7 separate regions of the Homo sapiens genome follow, and regions 1, 2, 4, 5, 6 and 7 are each linked to region 3. The links are chromatin contacts, found by Hi-C or POLR2A ChIA-PET in ENCODE. All regions are on one chromosome and are shown on one strand. Each heading gives the region's core, a stretch centred on a gene start or an enhancer-like site at or near the end of the contact. The rest is flanking DNA. Distances are from core to core; before and after follow the strand shown. Region 1 has its middle 110 kb from the start of CTB-30L5.1. Region 2 overlaps LHFPL3 (LHFPL tetraspan subfamily member 3). Region 3 overlaps ATXN7L1 (ataxin 7 like 1). Region 4 has its middle 45 kb from the start of LINC02577. Region 5 has its middle 47 kb from the start of CTB-30L5.1. Region 6 holds the start of CCDC71L (coiled-coil domain containing 71 like). Region 7 overlaps LOC101927902 (a long non-coding RNA gene).

What was found. A loop is a pair of places that touch in the nucleus more often than their neighbours do. ChIA-PET counts read pairs that join two places held with the same protein, here RNA polymerase II (POLR2A). Pooled maps may share reads with other maps.
Region 1: a pooled map shows a loop between it and region 3 (15-fold over the local background). The contact joins two enhancer-like sites. A Hi-C loop is called at or near these places in 5 of 37 single-sample maps with no recorded cell type and 12 of 50 pooled maps.
Region 2: a map with no recorded cell type shows a loop between it and region 3 (19-fold over the local background). The contact joins two enhancer-like sites. A Hi-C loop is called at or near these places in 6 of 37 single-sample maps with no recorded cell type and 4 of 50 pooled maps.
Region 4: a loop to region 3 is called in a map with no recorded cell type, with 8 times the contacts of the local background. The contact joins two enhancer-like sites. A Hi-C loop is called at or near these places in 2 of 37 single-sample maps with no recorded cell type and 3 of 50 pooled maps.
Region 5: a pooled map shows a loop between it and region 3 (12-fold over the local background). The contact joins two enhancer-like sites. A Hi-C loop is called at or near these places in 7 of 37 single-sample maps with no recorded cell type and 4 of 50 pooled maps.
Region 6: a loop to region 3 is called in a pooled map, with 6 times the contacts of the local background. The contact joins the promoter of CCDC71L here to the enhancer-like site in region 3. A Hi-C loop is called at or near these places in 2 of 37 single-sample maps with no recorded cell type and 6 of 50 pooled maps.
Region 7: a map of natural killer cell shows a loop between it and region 3 (7-fold over the local background). The contact joins two enhancer-like sites. A Hi-C loop is called at or near these places in 2 of 168 maps with a recorded cell type or tissue (naive thymus-derived CD4-positive, alpha-beta T cell and natural killer cell), 11 of 37 single-sample maps with no recorded cell type and 13 of 50 pooled maps. POLR2A ChIA-PET finds 5 or more read pairs at or near these places in 1 of 52 experiments (activated CD4-positive, alpha-beta T cell).

What each region holds. Positions count from the first base shown.
Region 1 is chr7:106,483,375-106,486,074 of GRCh38, reverse strand. No RefSeq gene overlaps it. Among named protein-coding and RNA genes, the nearest start is that of CTB-30L5.1, 110 kb to the left of the region's middle. Within about 2 kb of position 1,399, at least 5 of the 41 ENCODE cell types and tissues checked have a DNase peak (open chromatin) inside an H3K27ac peak, as active enhancers do.
Region 2 is chr7:104,894,437-104,897,136 of GRCh38, reverse strand. The region is part of intron 2 of LHFPL3 (LHFPL tetraspan subfamily member 3); the gene reads right to left. It overlaps LHFPL3-AS2 (LHFPL3 antisense RNA 2), which reads left to right. Exons shown (of 4, transcript NR_027374.1): 4 at 1,073-2,509. Among named protein-coding and RNA genes, the nearest start is that of LHFPL3-AS2, 31 kb to the left of the region's middle. Within about 2 kb of position 1,441, at least 2 of the 41 ENCODE cell types and tissues checked have a DNase peak (open chromatin) inside an H3K27ac peak, as active enhancers do.
Region 3 is chr7:105,808,128-105,810,827 of GRCh38, reverse strand. The region is part of intron 2 of ATXN7L1 (ataxin 7 like 1); the gene reads left to right. Among named protein-coding and RNA genes, the nearest start is that of ATXN7L1, 67 kb to the left of the region's middle. RefSeq lists enhancers at 1,613-1,722, 1,843-1,912. Within about 2 kb of position 1,432, at least 8 of the 41 ENCODE cell types and tissues checked have a DNase peak (open chromatin) inside an H3K27ac peak, as active enhancers do; they include natural killer cell, where a contact is called at or near this core.
Region 4 is chr7:106,728,848-106,731,547 of GRCh38, reverse strand. No RefSeq gene overlaps it. Among named protein-coding and RNA genes, the nearest start is that of LINC02577, 45 kb to the left of the region's middle. RefSeq lists an enhancer at 59-108. Within about 2 kb of position 1,372, at least 5 of the 41 ENCODE cell types and tissues checked have a DNase peak (open chromatin) inside an H3K27ac peak, as active enhancers do.
Region 5 is chr7:106,550,876-106,553,575 of GRCh38, reverse strand. No RefSeq gene overlaps it. Among named protein-coding and RNA genes, the nearest start is that of CTB-30L5.1, 47 kb to the left of the region's middle. RefSeq lists an enhancer at 406-705. Within about 2 kb of position 1,440, at least 2 of the 41 ENCODE cell types and tissues checked have a DNase peak (open chromatin) inside an H3K27ac peak, as active enhancers do.
Region 6 is chr7:106,659,899-106,662,611 of GRCh38, reverse strand. It overlaps CCDC71L (coiled-coil domain containing 71 like), which reads left to right and starts at 1,454. Exons shown (of 1, transcript NM_175884.6): 1 at 1,454-2,713. The coding sequence starts at 1,716. The coding sequence ends at 2,423. RefSeq lists a silencer at 2,011-2,280 and an enhancer at 2,631-2,680.
Region 7 is chr7:104,943,698-104,946,447 of GRCh38, reverse strand. The region is part of intron 1 of LOC101927902 (a long non-coding RNA gene); the gene reads right to left. Among named protein-coding and RNA genes, the nearest start is that of LHFPL3-AS2, 18 kb to the right of the region's middle. RefSeq lists enhancers at 790-859, 1,092-1,386, 1,180-1,489, 1,800-1,849, 2,490-2,549. Within about 2 kb of position 1,272, at least 37 of the 41 ENCODE cell types and tissues checked have a DNase peak (open chromatin) inside an H3K27ac peak, as active enhancers do; they include natural killer cell, where a contact is called at or near this core.

The DNA.
Region 1 (2,700 bases), core at 150-2,649, 680 kb before region 3:
CTTTGTACAGACAGAGCTGACTATTGTAAACAGTGGAGAAAAGCTACTAAGTGAACATAACCATAAATGTAGAAGTAAGCTTACCCATCTAGGGACAGATATCCATGAGACAGTGTGACAAATCAAATAAAGTGGAGAAAAAAATGAGACTGATCATGAGAAGGGGTGGAGAGTTTGGGGCAAGTGATGTTGGTCTGAAAACCATGGAGAAAGCTTATCTCAGGCAGAAACTTGAAGAAGTTTCAATTGTGATAGAAGAGTCTTCTGGGAAAAGTGACTTGAAGTAGCCGTGCGCTAGACACAAGGATGCACTGCCCAGCTCCCCCATCAGTGAAGCCTCATTGCCCCAGCTCCTGAGAATGTCATGGGCCAACAGCCTTCAACTGTCAGCCCCTTTATGGATTGTCCCCTCTGCAGAAACCTACCTCCTCCAATGTCACACCCTTTCCCAGGGTGGCCTGCATCCAATGACTGATCAGTGTGGCGACTTCAGTTAGCAAATAAGCTGCCACATGTCTAGGACCTTAAAGATGTAAATGGCAACTTCTGTACTGCATTCTAGAGGTGTTGAGGTCCCCTGCACAGCAGCAAGTGCATAGAGCACTAAGTTGTCTGAGCTGAGGAGGGGCGTGTGTACTGGAAGGCCACAGCTGGAGGCCTGGCAGTGGACTAGAAGCTTTCTCAGCAACTCTCCATTTATTAAGGTCAATGACACTAGGGTTGTCTGTGCTCAGGGCTCAAAAAGACTTGGAGTGACAAGGCTGAAACATTCACTTGCTGACCAATCTAGCTCCAACTTCTGGAACAAATCAATGTTGCATGACAAAGATTCTAATTTTAGCTTCATACATTTTTCTCTGTGAATATATGTGGTTGTTTATTACCATTACTAATTTAACATCCAGTGACATGAAGGAAAGAAACAATGAGTCAGACACCATCTGTGTGCATCCTGAGCAATTAGTTTCTTTGAAACCAGAGGCAGAGAAACAGGTTGGTTTTAAAATCTGCTCATGAACTTGTGGGGACACTTTTGTCTGGTTTGCAATCACATTTGTGCCTGGTAGCCCGAAACAGTAAAGCTTGGGATTTGTCCACTCTTCAAGGTGATATAAGTTTGAGAGGAGAATGTCTTCACATTCAAACTCTCCTCTATTGCTGAAGAATCTAAATTGCTTCTGTCAGGCAACCTGAATTCTACCATCACTTCCTGGGCACTTGAAGATAAACTGTTTGTAGTTCACAGCTCTAGGTCCTAAAAGACTTTGCTATTAGCAGAGCCTCTTGTGCAATCTTCACTCCCTTTTGTGTGTAGCTGCATAAAGTTAATAATAAATTACAAAATTGGTCACGTGGAGGCTGGCCACAGCCAGTTCCAAGTTACAATTCAGCTTACTGCCACCTTCATTTCCACCCTGGCTTTGCCTCATCAGTGGTGCTGTGATGAAATTAAGGATGACTTTAGGAAGACATAGGATGATGGAAAAATAGGAATTCAGTGGTTTTTTGTTGCTTTCTTACAACAATAAAAAGTTTAGCAGGCAGAGGAATCCTTTTGTTTTCATCTAATTTTTCTTAAGTTCTCCTTAAGTTAGTCAACATACTTCATCAGAAAAAATAATAGTAAAAGAAGCAATTTATCAATACTTCACCAAGTGGATGTTGAGTATCTGAATAATATCTGCTGAGGAGGAATGAGGACTGCAAGCTTATTTTTTTTTTTTTAAGATGGAGTTTCACTCTTGTTGCCCAGGCTGGAGTGCAGTGGCATGATCTCTGCTCACTGCAACCTCTGCCTCCTGGGTTCAAGCGATTCTCCTGCCTCAGCCTCCCTAGTAGCTGGGACTACAGGCACGCGCCACCATGCCCACCTAATTTTTGTATTTTTAGTAGTGACGGGGTTTCACCATGTTGGCCAGTATGGTCTCAATCTCTTGACCTCGTGATCCACCCGCCTCAGCCTCCCAAAATGCTGGGATTACAGGCATGCAAGCATACTATTTTTAAGAGAATGAATCAGTCATTGTGGTAAACATTGGTGCTGCTCTCCAGTATTTCTGGCTACCCTCTCCTTTTGGACACTTGGGAGGGCTGCACTTCCCCACTCTTTGAGGCTAGGTGTGGACCTACAATTTGCTTCAGTCAATTAAGTAAAAGTACAAGTCATGTATACTACTTCCAGGTGGACACATTCAACAGACAATATGCGAGTTTCCATGCTTGCTTTTTTTCCTGCTATGACAAATGAGGTATCTTGGTGAAACAGTGACATCATAAGATGGTTTGGAGTAATTCTGTGACTGGAGCAGAGCCCATCACCAATTATCACTGGACATATAGTGGGAATGATAAATATTTATTGTGTTAAGCCACAGAGTTGTTTTATTCTTTTTATTTTTTCTTTTCCTGTAGCTAACCTTGCCTATCCTAGCTAAACTAACTAGTGTAACACTAAGCAGACCCAGAGAAAAGATCAATTTTGACATCTGGGGATCACACAATAAAAAAGTCTTCTTGCTACTTGGTCAACAAGCCTCGTTCTCTCTAAGATTTTTTTTGTGCCTCACTTTTATATGACAAAGGATAGCCAAAGATCACCAAATATTTGAAAAAGCCTCCAATTTGAGAGGCCAAGTGCAAAGTAAATAGAAAAAAAAAAAGTCATTTAGTAAAAAATACAAGTAATTCATGTAGCAGGAT
Region 2 (2,700 bases), core at 192-2,691, 910 kb after region 3:
AATGCAGAAATAAATAGATTGTTCTTCAGCTTAAAACTTTTTTTTTTTTTTGAGATGGAGTCTCACTCTGTCACCTGGGCTGGAGTGCAGTGGTGCAATCTTGGCTCATTGCAATCTCTGCCTCCCGTGTTCAACTGATTCTCCTGCCTCAGCCTCCCAAGTAGCTGGGACTACAGGTGTGCGCCACCATGCCCAGCAAATTTTTGTATTTGTAGTAGAGATGGGGTTTCATCATGTTGGCCAGGCTGGTCTTGAACTCCTGACCTCAAGTGATCCACCCGCCTTGGCCTCCCAAAGTACTGGGATTACAGGCATGAGCCACCGAGCCCAGCCCAGCTTAAAACTTTTTAGCAGTGATACCTTCTACTGAATATGCATAACTGCCTAGCACAGCTAATGAGGCCTCCTGTGGCCTCTCCCTGCTCCAGCCCCTCCTCTGGGGTTTCCCACCTCAGACTGCACTCCAGCACCCTGGATGTGTTCTACCTCTGGGCCTTTGCTCCACCTCTGGGCCTTTGCTCCTTTTGCTGGAAAAGCCCTTCCTCCAGTTTTCTAACTGGTGAACACCTGTTCATGTTTCACATTTCATCATTTCATCTTAGGTTGCTTCCCTGGGAGCCACTTCCTGAACTGTTCTTATCTTTTTTGGGTTTCTGTTTTGCCCCAGTCATCCGTTAATGGAGCTCACCTTTTGGACAGTGAGCTCCTCAAGTGCAAGGGCCACTTCACCCATCCAAGTGGTAACTGGGCCTGACCCTGCTTAGCTTCTGAGATCAGGCAAGATTGGGCATGTTCAGGTGGGTATGGCTGCAGACAACGGGCATTTTTGAGAAGCCACAGTGTCCCTAGCACCCAGAGGAAAGCCTGGCACATAGTTGCTGCTCAACAACCCCTGGTGTTTACTGAAAGGAGCCTTAGGCTGTGGACTGAATTATGTCTCCCAAAGTGTAAATATTGAAGCCCTAACCCCCAATACGACTGTATTTGGAGATAGCGCCTTTAAGAGGACAATTAAGATAAAATGAGATCTTCAGGGTGGGGCCCTAATCCAATATGACTGATCTCTTTATAGGAGGAAGAAATACCAGGTGCGCATGCTCCAAGAAAAAGCCATCTGAGGACGCGGCAAGAAGGCCGCCATCTACAAGCCAAGGAGAGGGGCCTCAGGAGAAATCGAACCTGTCACACCTTGATCTTGGACTTCCAGCCTTCAGAACTGTGAGAAAGTAAATTTCTGTGTTCAAGCTACCAGGTCTGTGGGATTTTTTATGGCAGCCCTAGCAGACTAAGACAGGCATCAATGGTTCCAATGTTTTCATTTTTTTTCCGGTAAGCAGACCGAAGCCCAGAGAGATGAAGCAATTTGCCCAAAGTCACATACCAAGTTAACTGAAGAGTTGGGGTTAGAATCCAGCTCTTGTGACTTCTCTCTTTTCAGTTTCCCTTCCCACTCCCCCCACTGAAAAGCTTTTGAGTGACTCTTTTAGAAATCCCGGTTCTGTATATGAAGCAGAATTGAGCACAGCTGCTCTAATGAAGGGCTCAGAGCTCCCAGGCTTTTCTCTCTCCCCTGCCCCTTTTCCCTGTTGCACCTCTGCAGTGTCCTGAGGGTTGATGGAATCTAGTTTGAAAGCTATTGCTCTACCTCACTGCCTCCTGAATGCAATGTCACAAATTTTCCCAACTTGCCATTTCTCTCACACTGACATAAAGCATTAGAAACCTGTTGTGAAGTAGGAAAGCTAACTGGGTCAGTAGCTGATAAGATAATCTGGCCTAGGGGATAGATGATTAGGATTTCAGAGAAGGAAAGGTCACCCAATTGATTTGACTCTGTCCTGGGGCGATGATATGGTGAAGATTTCTACAGATGCAGCAGAAACATCCGGAAACCAGGTGTGTCCCAGCTCTGGTCTGGGAACCATTTCATAAATTGGCAAATATCCAGGATATACACATGGCTAATTCTGAGGTGTACTGAAGTTTCAATAAAGCTACTTTGGTAATGACTAGGAGAAGAAAATCCTATGGCTGGACTTCATTAATGTTGTATGGCCAAGGACAGTGTTTCTCTAATTATGGCCTGTGAACCTCCCTGGATCTCGATCACCTGCATATTTGGGAATATGCAGGTTCCAGGGTCCCACCTGAAACTACAGAATCAGTATTGAGATCCCAGGTGATTCTCATGTACACTCAAGTGTAAGATTATTAGCACCTGGACTTTGGAAGCAGCCAGATAAAAGTTTGGATCCTGGGTTGGCTACTTCCTAGATGTGGCCAAGTCATTTTACTTGCCATGCTTTTGCTTTTCTTGTCTGTAAAGTGGACATGATACCTATTTTACAGGGTGGTTTTGAGGAATAAGGTCAGCATTAAACATTTATCCTCTTTAGGGAGACAGAGAGAGGAGATGAAATAGAGTAGAATTGAGAAAAGCAGTTTCTTAGACCTCCCTGTGAAGTTTTTCTTATTTCAACAAATAATAAAATAAAAAATTCATACACTTTCTTAGTGCTTGTTTGGACTTAAGAATTTAAAAATAACTTGAGAGTTTTATAGGCATCAAGGATGATGTCTGAGTGCTGGAAATACTTGACCTTTGGCTGGAAGGTGGAGTGAAGGTGCCAGCGGACTGAACCCTGGGAGACTGTCTTCTGTTTTATGAATGTGGTCATGCTCTGAGTTAAATGATGTCCC
Region 3 (2,700 bases), core at 183-2,682:
CCAAGTATCAGTTCATGTCACTCCTCTGCTCAAAAGCCTGCATAGCTTCCCACACCACTCAGAGTCACTGGCACAGCCTTTCCGCCGCCCCCATGCCATCCCCGGCTTCAGTGCCTCTACGCTGGCTCGCGTTGGCTCCTGCACACAGGCTGGCTTCTTTGCTCTCCCTCATACGTCCTAGGCTCTCCCCTTCTCTGGACCTTTGCACTAGCTCTTCCCTCTGTGCGGAACACCATCCCCTAGATGTGCTCCAGCCTCACAATCTACCTTCTCACCTTCTTCTAGTCTGCTCAGATATCACCTTCTCAGTGGCACCCTTTTTACAATTCCAGCCAGCCTTCCCAGCACCAGTGTTTTGTTTGTTTGTTTTTTTATAACACTTTACCCTTTCTATAGCAGACATTATTGGGAATACTTATTGTTTGTTGTTTGTCTCACCTGCTAGCATGTGATGTCTACAAGGCAAGGGTCTTGCCAGTTTTGGTGACTGGTGTTTCCCAAGGGCCTAGAGCAAGGGAGAGCCAGGACTGGGCCCAGGTCTCCCTGGCTCCAAGGCCATCCTCTTCCTGCTGTGAAAGACCACTCTGAACTATACAAGGGTAGATCTCTCCAACACCACATCTCGTTTATCCTCCCTGCCCCATCTTTTGCCATCTTCCTCAGTGACTTCAGTATCTCTGTGAGCCTACTTGCTAAAATAGAAATTTTAAACTGTACAGAAAGAACATGGTGTTATGTTCAAGAGAATGGAGTCTGGGCTGGGTGTGGTGGCTCACACCTGTAGTCTCAACACTTTGGGAGGCCAAGGCTGGAGGATCATTTGAGTCCTGGAATTCGAGGCCAGCCTGGGCAACATAGTGAGACCTCGTCTCTACAAAAAATTTAAAAAATTAGGTGGATGTGGTGGCATGTGCCTTTCGTCCCAGCTACTTGGGAGGCTGAGTTGGGAGGATCACTTGAGCCCAGGAGGTCAAAGCTACAGTGAGCTATGATAGCATAACTATGCTCTAGCCTGGGCAACAGAGTGAGACCCTGTCTTGGAAAAAAAAAAAAAGGAGTCTGGAGCCACTTACACAGCAGGTAAGCATAGGCACCTCACTTCACCTCCCTTTGCCTCAGTTTCCTCATCTATCAAAAGGAGATAATCATGCCACCTTACCTTGAAGGGTTTCTGTGAGGGCTAAATACGTTAATATATGTAACCACTTACCATGGAAACAGTGAGTACCATGTCAGTATCATTGTAAGGATATATATTTGAACCTTGAGGACACTATGCTAAATGAAATAAGCCAGTCATAAAGGACCAATACTGCCTGATTCCACTGATATGAGGTATCTAAGGCAGTTGACTCGTAGAAGCAGAACATAGAATGGTTGAGTGCCAGGGGCCGGAGGAAGGAGGAAGTGAGGTTGCTGCTCAGTGGGCGTGGAGTTTCAGTAGTGCAAGCTGAGTCAGTTCTAGAGATCTGCTTTACAACAGTGTGCTTATGGTTAACAATACTGTACTATACACTCACAGATGTGTTAAGACAGTAGATCTCATGTTATATGGGGCTTTTTAAACCACAACTTGTTTTTTAAAAAGGATGTAATATATTAGTCACTAACCCTTTGTTTTATTGAATTTTCTCAAGGTTAAGGGACTTACCCAAGTGCTCGCAGCTTATAAAGGAAAGAGGGTGACAAGAATGAAGCCTCTGACTTCCAGGGCTCTTTGTCCTGCTCCAAGTCAGGCATTAGTTCTGTCTGTCAAAATCCAGATTATCAAAGGACCATAGTATAAAAGGGCTCTGCAATATGGGGAGGTGCATCCACGCTTCTTTGGGAGAAACGCCTCACATGTTGGCTTCATAAAACTCTTCTATGCCCCGTAGGTTGGACAATGAGAAATAAATAATCCAGACATTGGTGTTTTTGATAGGTGGTTAGAGCTTCCCCAACAGGGGGAGTAAACAAAAGAACCATCTTAATTTCAAGCTTAGTTAGAACTACGGAAGACTAAAAGTCATTTTTCAAAATGGTGGGTGGTGCCAGGGCTCTATCCCCACCTGGAAGGGGCACTTGATCTGTAAAAGCAGCAAAAATAATTGTGTCTTTTATGTCACTTAGGTAGAAGCTCCTGTCCCAATTAATTCTTATCTCCTCCTCCCTTTATAAATATGCTTGGGCAAAGTGACATCCTAGCAGTTTTTTGTTTTGTTTTCTCTCTTCTTAACAAGGAATTCTCTCTGCTTAGGCATTTTAGGTGCTGATTTTTCTCATGTCCCAGAGATGCTTCTAATTAGTTGATGCTTCCTTCCCATAATAGTTCACCACAGAGAGTGGATTTGGACTGGAGGAGGGAGCAATTTTGTCATCTTATCAAAGTGCCACTGATCAGGTTGGCTTTCCTGAGTGCTCATTCATTTTTCCGCCTCTCTGGAAACAGAAGCAGCAAGCTCCTTGCTGAGTGGAGCTGGAGGTTTTTGGGTTTTGCTGTCTCCCCAGTGCTTCCCAGCACCCTTTGATGAAATGCTGCCTCAGAGTCTTTGCAGTAGGGCTCACTAGAGAAATTATCTTTTTCCTTTCACATCAGTGGAAAAACACTTGGCTGGGGACAAATGGCAAAAGCATGCCACTGTCACCTTGTCCCTAAGTAACCTGGCACCCACCAGGGCTGCCTGCAGGCCCTGTGTGTCCTGGGGAGAAGGTATATAA
Region 4 (2,700 bases), core at 123-2,622, 920 kb before region 3:
GTACACATATGCACATGTATGCATTTATAGTGTGTTTGTATGCTGGATATAGCTGATTGGCACTCAGCCATTTCCAGCTCTTTTTTTGAATGCTGGAAACCACGTTTCCCTGACTCCTTTGGATGAATTTATTAAATACGCTTTGTTTTACATGTAGAAAGCAGAAGTGAAACAGAAGCCACCTTCCTTCTATTGTCTGTTTTTCTGTGTGTGAACAAGATCTTGGACCATCTCCAAGATCTCACGTTTTTCTGAAGTGGTGTTCTAGTGTTCAGACATTAGCTTCATAGATGGTTATAGGCAGTTGTGGTGTGGCAGCAGTAGCTTCTCGATCCTGACTTTCTGATCCTGGGACACAGCTATCCTTGTGGGTTCATGAACTCAAAAGTTCCAGTGTCAGCCTGCTGGCTACTCACCATCCTGATTGCTGCAGAGCAAGTAGCTTGCCTGGATAGTCAGTTCTGCATTGTTCTAGGAGTTATTCCTGGGGGCCCAACCTTGAGCCTGCTCCTCCAGCCATTCTAGTTCATATGTAAACACCCAATTTCCTTTATTAAATTCCTTTGTGCTTAATACAAATAGATAGGTTTCTATATTTTGCCCTGAACCTTTATTATCATTGTATGTTTGTGTTAGTAGAGGGGACTGGTATGGGGGCAATGAAAATGGGGGGATGATGCTCAGCTCTAAACCTTTCTATGACATAGGGGGGTATAGGGACCCTACAGGTGAGAGAATGGTGGCCTCAATGGAAAGATTAGCTGGGACCTGAGAAGATCTTCTGGATCAGAGGGGGAATGCAAGGAAAAGGCGTTTGGGGTTCCCAGAAATCCTCCCTCTGACTCTACTGAACTTGGGGCTACAAAGAAAGTAGGTCTTAGGTGAATTTCTTGAATCAGTAGTTAATTGTGTTTAGTATCTTATTTATTGTTTTGCGTATGCATTGTTTTCATTCTAAATTTCTAGAAGCTTATTCTCCTAAGTAGTTTTTATACTCTCAGTGTAATCATAGTACACTTAGAAAACCCCAATTTCTTTTTCTTTCCTTTTTTCATCCATAGGTGAGAGGTAACTTGAGTATGGTCTCCATTGAAACTCATACGCCTATCCCTAAATTTAGTAGAAAAAGAAAGAAACTTACTTAGGGCAAACATGGTGACAATTTCCAAGATGATTAAAGTAACACTGAGGCCTTAATGTATCATACAGTGCTGGCAGGGGAAGTAATTCTTTCATTCAATTCAACAAGTACTTGTGAGGTGTATTAAGCTTTGTCACTTCCTGGGCCTCCACCCCCTCTCCCTCTTCTCCAGCTTAGCCACTCACTTTCATGACACACCTTGGAACCTGTCATCACCTGGAACTGTACCACCTCTGCAGTCTTTACCTCTGATGTACCATTATCTGATTATAAACTCCTACTTGGCAGATGGATTTGCCTTCTATTTCAGTGAGGAAGTTGAGGTTTCTAGTTGGGAATTTCCTCAACTTTTTGACTTCAGCCAATGACCTTATTTAAACCCATAACCTGATATCCATAACCACTTCTTTTACTCAGTCTTAAATCAATAATTTAAAAAAGTTTTTATTAACACATAATTCAGATAACATACAATTTCCCCATTTAATGCGTACAATTCACTGGTTTTTAGTATTTTCACAGAGTTGTGCAACCATCACCACAATAAATTTTAAATCATTTTCATCACCACAAAGAGAAATCCCTTGGCCATCCGTCCTCATTCCCCCATTGCTCCTAGCTCTAGGAAACCACAAACCTACTTTCTTTCTCTGTGAATTTCCATATTCTGGACATTAAATATAATGGAATAATACAATATATAATCCTTTGTGACTGTCTTTTTTCACTTAACATAACGTTTTCAAGGTTCATCCACACTGTGTCATGTATCAGTTCTTCATTCCTTTTTGTGGTTGAATAATATTCAAGTGTATGCTTATGCCACATTTTATTTATACATTCATTAGTTGATGGACATTTGGGTTATATCTAACTTTTGCCTATTATTAAGAATGCTACTATGAATATTCACACACAAGGTTTTATGTGGACATATGTTTTTATTTCTCTTGGGTATATACCTAGGAGGGGAATTGCTGAGCTGTATGGTAGCACTATATTTAATTATTTGAAAAATTGCCAGACTGTTTTCCAAAAGATGTACTATGTTACATTTCCATTAGGAGTGCATGAGAGTTCCAATTTCTTTGCATTTTTGCTAACTTGTTATTATCTAACTTTTTGATTAGAACCATCATAATCTGCATGAAATAGCAGCCCATTGTAGGTTTGATTTGCATTTCCCTGAGGCTAATGAAGTTGATCATTTTTTTCATGTGCATATTGGCCATTTATATATCTTTTTTGGAAAAATGTCTATTCAGGTTCTTTGCTTTTTTGAAAATTATTTGTCTTTTTATTGTTAAGTTGTAAGGGTTCTTTATATATTCCACACACAAGTCCTTCATCAGATATATGATTTGCAGAAATTTTCTCCCATCCTATGGGTTGCCTTTTTAATTTCTTAATTGTGTGTTTTGAAGCAGGAAAGTTTTTTTTTTAAATGCTATGATATCCAATTTACCTATTCTTTTTTGTTGTTGTTGCTTATATGTTGGGTGTCGTAGCTAAGAAATCATTGCCTACTACAAGGTCATGAAGATTTACCTCTGTTTTTC
Region 5 (2,700 bases), core at 191-2,690, 740 kb before region 3:
AGGCAAGAGTCTTAAATTTGAAGGTTCCAATGAAGTAGACCCAAGTTATCCCTTTCCAACAGAAGACGTCAGTTGATGGATTTTGAGGATATTTGATTTCATGTGAGATGGTGCCACTGAGCAAATGGTAGATGCCCCAAAGCAGCAGATGAAGAATTAAAGAGGACTGCCCTTAGTGACATCTTGGAATGATTTGGGGGTGTGGGAAACCTCTCCTGCCCTCCAAACTCCTCCTTTCTCCCAGAATATCAAATTACTTTTTCAGAGAAAGTAATGGGAGGGGAGGGGTTTATGAGACAGGAAATGTTGAAGAAGCGCTGGACTCATCAGCCCCAAAGATTAAGGATGGCCTTCTCCTCCCTCCAGATAGGAACATAGCTGGACACCTTGGGGGCAGCTTCTTGAGGACAGAACTGACCTGTGCCTCTTGAAGGCAAAGGCATTATAGGTTCTCAATACATATTGAATGCTCAACTGACTGGCTGAGGTGAAGAAGGAGATGGTTGATTTTGCAGTCTATTAATAACAGCCATAATCTCAAGTGACTCACAGACCTTGAAAAAAGATGATGTGGCCTTCATTGCAGTTTTGCAGAAGTGAAAATCGCCATTGCATGAAACTGTTGAAAGGGGATCTTCAGAATGACTTTGGTGAAATGTTTAGCGACTCTCTTGTAAACCGCAAAGCTGTACAAGGCAACAATGCTCATGATATCCCAGAGCAATGTGGGCAATGGCCACACAAGAGATCCTCAAGGGAGTTCTCTGAGTTTAGGGGACATGTATTGCAGGAGTCAGCCATAAAGGATGGGAAGCGTGCATGGGGCCCTGTGCAAGGCCCTTTGTGAAGCAAGTAAAACACATCATCCCTTTGGCAATTTTCCACTGAGACCACACAAAGAATAAAATATTTAAACATAAACAAATTATGTGTTTCTTCAAAATGTCTTCTTATCTAATTTCCCTCTTTTTTACTACTGTTCCCTCCTAACTTCTCTGTCAGGCTCTAAAAATTCTCTTTCTTTCATCTCTCTGTCCTGGACCATAAATGGCCTTTATGCGGGCTCCTCTCTCTTTCTCTCATGCAGAAGGCAGCTGAATTGCTTTTCCACTTAATTCCAGGCCTAATGAAAGTATCTAGGCCTTGAACCACCCAACCATTCAGCTTTTGCTTATGTTTTTTTCCTCTCTTTCCTTCCAACTCTCTAGTTTACCCCTTCATTCTGGTTAATTGTATTAACTTGTTTTCCTGTATGAATCCTCCTTTAGATTACTTGGATTGTCCTGGAATGGGCTTGAGAGAGTTTATCATTCTTTGTCCACCATTCTTAATGTGGCTCCCTACCACCTGGGCCTGGCTCAAGAGAAGAGGCAGACAGGGTTCTGTGTAAGTGGGCAGACACCAAATGAGGAATGGTGGGATGTCTGGGGTTCCTCGTGTCCTGTATCAGCAGTGAGTCAGCTAGCAGGAACAAGCCTTTGACAAAGTCTTTCAAGTAAGGAAAAACCTTGTTGTGGTTCTAGGATGTGTCTAAATTAGGGTTTGGAACTGGGCATGTCTTGGCCCAAAGCTCATGGTCTACCTGCTATAACTACTGGTGTTGAAACCCCAGGTGATGCTGCCTAAGAAGTCATGGTTGTGTGAGGACTTGCTGCTTCCTTCATTTGTCATTCTGACAAGGTGTCAGGAAATTTAGCCAATAGCAATAACAATCAATGTGCTCTTCTCTACCATACTGAATGAATGCCATGGCAGCTGATCAACAAGAGAATGCCATATTGAAGAGTCTCATTATAAGTCATGTATAACAGAGATGTAGGTATTCTATGACAGGGGAGTGAACTATAGTACCTTGCAAAGACCAGTGTTTGTGGGTTAAAAAAAAAAAGACTGATGCTCAGGTGTAGACATGAGACTCCAGAATGATTTCTGTTTTGCCTTGTAAGCTATCAGTTAATCTGATGGGGATAGAAAAGGCAAAATCTCAGCATGTCAGCATGTCAGTAATTCAACATAACTGACTCTTGTTAAGCTTGTATTCTTTGGCTGAGTGGTGAGAAGCCTACCCAAGTCTTATTTACCCCCATAATCGACCTCAGGAGATATTTAGTTTTTTTCATTGATCTTTTCCCTACAAGTGATGAATGTGAATGGTTAGGTTCCCTTCTATCCATAAGTTTCTTAAACAGGACAGATGGATATGCAGACCACTGTAAGAAACAATAGTGTCTAGTAATTATGTCTGGTAAACTATTAATTTTTTCATTTAGCTCTTTGACAGCTATTTTCTGAGGGCGCCTGATGATATGCTAGGAATTACAGATGCAATGGTGACTGAAGTAAAGATGGTCCTTGCTTCGATGAAACATGCACCTTAACAACAAATGCAGAAAAGTCAAGGAAATTACATGATAAAAATATTAATCCATAATAAGTACTTTTTATATTTAATTTTATTTTTAAATATTTAAGTCATTGATCCATTCAGAACTTATTTTGGCAAAGGAATGATACAGAAATCCAAATGTTTTACCCTAAAACACTAGCCAGTTTTCACAATATCATTTATTAAAGGGACCATGTTTTCTCTACAGATTTGAAATGATACCCTTATTATATACCAAATTCTCATATTTATAGGACTGTTTTGGCATTGTATTCTGTTACATTGATTTGTCTCCCTGCTTTTGGCTCAGTGAT
Region 6 (2,713 bases), core at 205-2,704, 850 kb before region 3:
AGGGGTACAGCTCTGTCCTTCGTCATTCTACTTATGCATAAAGCATGTTCTATTGAATTCCTTAGAGTCTGGACAGCACAGTTTGAAAAACCTTCAGTGAAATACAAAGATCACTAGATTAGAAATCGAAGGATTTAGAATCCCAGTTCTGCTATCAGCCAGCTGTGTTACTGAACCTCTATGGTACAGATTTCCTCACCTGTTAAATAAGGAGAATGAACTAGGTCTCTTTCAGGTCAAATATTTGAGGAAACCATTAGCAACTACATGTAAATCACAAAACTCCTATACTTTATTTGTTCACTACTGCAAAATAAGATGTTTCCTGGGTAAAATCCACATGCCCACCTCAAAGTTCTAAGTGTCAGGAGATTTTTTCTTTTAACCTTAAGAAATTTAAAGGAGTTCTGTGAAAATTGCAATATAAAATATCTAATTGTCCTGTTCTAAGCAGTTTCAACATTTCTGACTCTATTTGGGATAATCGGTGGTATTTCATTGATTCATTCGGCAAACACATTGAGTGTCCACTACCTGACAGGAACTGAGTTAGGTATAGAGGACAGAAAAGATGACTAAAGGATGTCCACTACTCTCCTCCCAATACAAAAGGTAATGTGTTTTGAACAATTTGTGTTTTTCAACGAAACCTTATCTGTTGTCTGCGATGATGCATCCTTTCTAAATGATAGGGGTGGCTTTGACATTTTAAAACTAAATGAAAAACGAATTGGCATCCATAAAGAACTGTGTATTTAAAACTATATTTTCTTTTCACAGAATGGCTTTATTGTAATAGATCTTTGATCAACTTGAGCAAAGAGTATTTAGTTTTATAGGGTATGACATGTTTTGCTTTCTGGATAAGCAGGGTCTCTCTTAAATATGAAGATGGCTCCAGTGTCCAGAGGGAGACTAAAATCTCTCAGCTGCCAGCCACGCACATTACCTGAATGATTCTGGATTACTACTGGCTTCTTGAGATGGGCTGGGGTCAAGACAGGGAAGAGTTTTGAATGAAGATGCCAGAAGAGGCCTTTGAGAGGGTGGATGGGAATTGCGAAAGGCCCATTTCCCCTAGACTTAAACCCAAATTCCCTAGCTGTGATGATACCAGGAACATCCTTCAGGGAAATCTCCCTTTGTTATCCACACTGGTAGAGCTCCCAGCTCAATCCACAACTGCACACCCCCTCACTCTAAGAGTCACTCTTCCCATGGTGTAGCCAACATCCACCCTCTTACTCTAGACGTGGCAGCCCTCCTAGATCCACCCAACCGTTGACTTACGTTCAAAGGCCATCACCCACCCCAGCACCATCTTCCAGGAACTGGCCTCTCCCCCATCAGTCCCCGCCCCTCTTCTGAGAGCACCCAATGGGTGGAGTCGGGGCTGCGGTGGGAGGGGCCTGAGGCGGGCACATTTAAAGAAAGGCAGCCGGCGAAAAGAGGCAAGAGAGGAGAAGAAAGAGAAACCAGGGGGGCGAGGCGCCGTCCAATGACAAAGCCCAGGGGTGGGCGCCGGCCGCCATCTTGTACCGGGCAGCAGGATATTCGCCCGCGTCCTCCGCCCTCGGAGGGGGAGGGGCGGCGGCGGAGGCGAGAAAAGTAGCGAGAGACGCCAGCAGCAGCCGCCGCCGCGGAGCCAACGCGGACTGGGACGGCGGCGGCAGTAGTGGGACCCGGCGAGCGTGAGTGGCCCGGAGCGGCCTTCGATGCGGCGCAGTATGAAGAGGCGGCGGCGCCGGCGCCCGGTCGCCCCGGCCACGGCCGCCCGGGGCGGCGACTTTAGGGCAGAAGACGGGGCTGGGTTGGAGGCGCGGGAGGAGAAGGTGGTGTACTCGCGGTCGCAACTGTCGCTGGCTGACAGCACCAAGGCGCTGGGCGACGCCTTCAAGCTCTTCATGCCCCGCAGCACGGAGTTCATGAGCTCGGACGCGGAGCTCTGGAGCTTCCTCTGCAGCCTCAAGCACCAGTTCTCCCCGCACATCCTGCGCAGCAAGGACGTCTACGGCTACTCCTCCTGCCGGGCCCTGGTACCCGACCCCCCGGGGCCCCCTACAGCCCGCGGCCAGGCGCGCCGGCCGGTTCCGCGCGCAGCGGCCAGGAGGAGGCGCCGCGGAGCCCGGGCGGCCGCTGCCCGCAGGAGGAAGCCCCGGCCGCCACCCCCACCGCCGCCGCCCCCCGAGGAGAGCTGCCCGGCCAAGCCCGTGGCCCCCGGGCCCTGCTTCGGGGGCCGCACCTTGGAGGAGATCTGGAGGGCGGCCACCCCGACGCTGACCACCTTCCCCACCATCCGCGTCGGCAGCGACGTGTGGGGCGAGCGCAGCCTGGCGGCAGCGCGGCGCAGGGCGCGCCAGGTCCTGCGAGTGAACCTGGAACCCATGGTGAGGCTCCGCCGCTTCCCGGTGCCCCGGGCATGAGGTGCGGCCTCCAGGGCGCCTCCTGCCGGCCCCGACCTTGGGACAGGCCTTCCGCCCGGAGGAATGAACAAGTGTCAGTCGAGTGTTTACAGATCCGGCCAGGACCCCGGCCCCCAATGCACTTTACGCGCGAAGAAGTTGCCGGATGGTTGTCCCTGTCCCGGGCCGCGGCGCGGTCGTCTTGGACGCTGGGGCAGGTGTGCCCTCTGCTGCCTCCCGTACCCGGCCTGCGGAGGGAGGGGACAGCTGGACCCGCAGGGGAGGTCCCTTTCTTCCTGACCACCGATTGA
Region 7 (2,750 bases), core at 23-2,522, 860 kb after region 3:
TTCCAACTGGGGGGCATGCCCCAGCCTGCGTGGGTACCCTGCCTAATTCTGGCATTCACTTACCCACAAATGTAAACCATGGACTCCTATATAAAATGTATCAGTGATAAAGTTGATGTTTTGATCCCATTTGCTTTTTTTTTTTTTTTTTTTTTGAGATGAAGTCTCGTTCTGTCACCCAGGCTGGAATGCAGTGGGGTGATCTCGGCTCACTGCAACCTCCACTTCCTGGGTTCAAGTGATTCTACTGCCTCAGCCTTCCGAGTAGCTGGGATTACAGGTGTGTACTACCACACCCAGATAATTTTTGTATTTTCAGTAGAGACAGGGTTTCTCCATGTTGGCCAGGCTGGTCTTGAATTCCTGACCTCAAGTGATCTGCTTGCCTTGGCCTCCTAAAGTGCTGGGATTACAGGAGAGAGCCACTGCTCCTGGCCAATCCCATTTGTTTTTATTTCTCCTTGCCCAGCTCTTAATTACTCAGAACTTGGGAAGGGAAGAGAGGTTTCCTCTATTATAGTCTCTCAAATCTCCAAACTATTAACTCATTTAATCCTAACAAAAATTCCATTAGAGGACAGGGAGCAATGGCTCATGCCTGTAATCCTAGCACTTGAGAGGTGCAGTTGGGAGGATCTCTTGAGGCCAGGAGTTCAAGACCATCCTGGGCAACATAGTGAGACCCTGTCTCTACCAAAAATTAAAAGAAAAAAAGAATTCCATTAGAAAAGTACTCTTATTATCCTCTCAGATGAGGAAACTGAGCATTTGGCCTTTTGGTTGAAATACAAATATTTGCTCTCAGTCCAGGATCAGATGAAATTAAAGCATATAAGAGTGTTTGCAAACTGTTAAAGCTATGTATACAGAAGGCAATGAGGGTGGTGGTTCTGGCTTTCACACCCACTGGCAGTAGGACTCTGAGCAAGTACTTTCCGGACTTTAGTTCCTTTATCAGGAAAGTGAGGGGTGGGAGAGGCTGATCTGTGCAGATCCTTCCTGTTCTAACGCCTGTGACCACGAATCAGTGATGACTAGCCATTGACTGTTTTCTCCTGGCTTCCTCTGCGTCATTGAGGACTTTTGGATGCTGACTTTTCCCGATTGAGCTAGGCCCAGTCCCTGGGGAACACAGGCCACCTGAAACTCCCCCTCGTTGAATGGGCTGGGCTCAGTCATCTGAGGTTTGCTGCTCGGTTGCCTTTGGTTGCTGCAGCAACATAACACACGCCCACACTTCCGTTTCTGAGAGTGCGATGAAGGCTGATCTCCTCCTGTCGGCCACAGGGGCTCTCCCAGGCCCTGCCGCTCACAGTACTTCCTGGCTTCCTCACAAGGCCACCCGAGGGGAGGGGAAAGAAACCCACTAGTCATTCCTCGGGGGTTGTGGGAGTTGAAGTGAATACTTCCCCGGAAAAAAAAAAAAAAGGCACATCTCCATCAGGTCAGCACTGAGGGGCTAAAATCTCAAGAGATTCAGACTCAGTATTAAGAGACTGATTTGGCTGGGCGCAGTGGCTCATGCCTGTAATCCCAACACTTTGGGACGCCGAGGCGGGCGGATCGCCTGAGGTCAGGAGTTTGAGACCAGCCTGGGCAACATGGTGAAACTCCGTCTCTACTAAAAATACAAAAAATTAGCTGGGTGTAGTGGCAGGCACCTGTGATCCCAGCTACTCGGGAGGCTGAGGCAGGAGAACTCCTTGAACCCGGGAGGTGGAGGTTGCCGTGAGCCAAGATAGTGCCACTGCACTCCAGCCTGGGCGACAGAGTGAGACTCTGTCTCAAAAAAAATAAAATAAAATAAAGACTGATTTAGAACAGTGTTTGTGAACAGGATTTCTGCTTGCTGACGCCGTTGGAAGAGCCTGTGTTTTTGAAATGATTGACGTCATGAAATCTAGTTTGGTCACCAGGATATGGGGTTGACAAAGACCTTGTGGCAGGCCTTTACTATAAGTTTCATCTAATTCTGAAATTCAGTGCTTTCACACCGGAAGTGAGCAAAATAACAAAGAACAGAAAGTGGAAAAAACATTCTGACCTAGTGGAAACTATCTTTTGCCCACCTGCATTCCTGCAAAATAGCAGTCAAATTAGCCCAGATATCTACCTTTGAGGGGGTCCCCAGATGGTGTATCTCCCAAAGGGATTTTGTCGATGAATTTAACGCCCCAGTTATTCAGAAGAGAGTTCTAAAGGCATTATTAGAGGAACCTGAGGTTGTTTCTCTCTGCCTCCATAACAAAATAGCTCACTCTTTTGCACACCTGAATAAAGAAACTACACTGGGATCAGGAAATAAGGGCAGAGCCAGGGCAAATTCCGAACCAATGCAAGAAAACCTTTAAATGCAATTGCCCGGATAGTTCTCCCATTGAGAGGAACAGGATGTGTGCTGGCTTTAGCCAAGAGGAATGGGCTAGATAAGATGAGCATAGATTTTGAACATGCAAAAGGGTGAGGTGACCAGAGGGAAAAGGCGAGCAGCCAGGATAAGAAGACTCCTCTGTCCTTCTGACCCTTGCCCTCACAGGACCTGCTCCTACCAGCAACCAGCAGACACTTCCTCACTTAGGTGGGGGACTGAGGCTGTGGCCCTTGATGGCATTGTTCCCAGAATGGAAAATGTGGGTGTTGGCAACCATATCAAAGGCCTCTGATTGTTTAGAAACCTTTACAGCTCTGATCACCAGACCGCAAAGCCCAAGGGCCGTTCAAGGCCTGTGGAAACTTTGGAACAATAGACT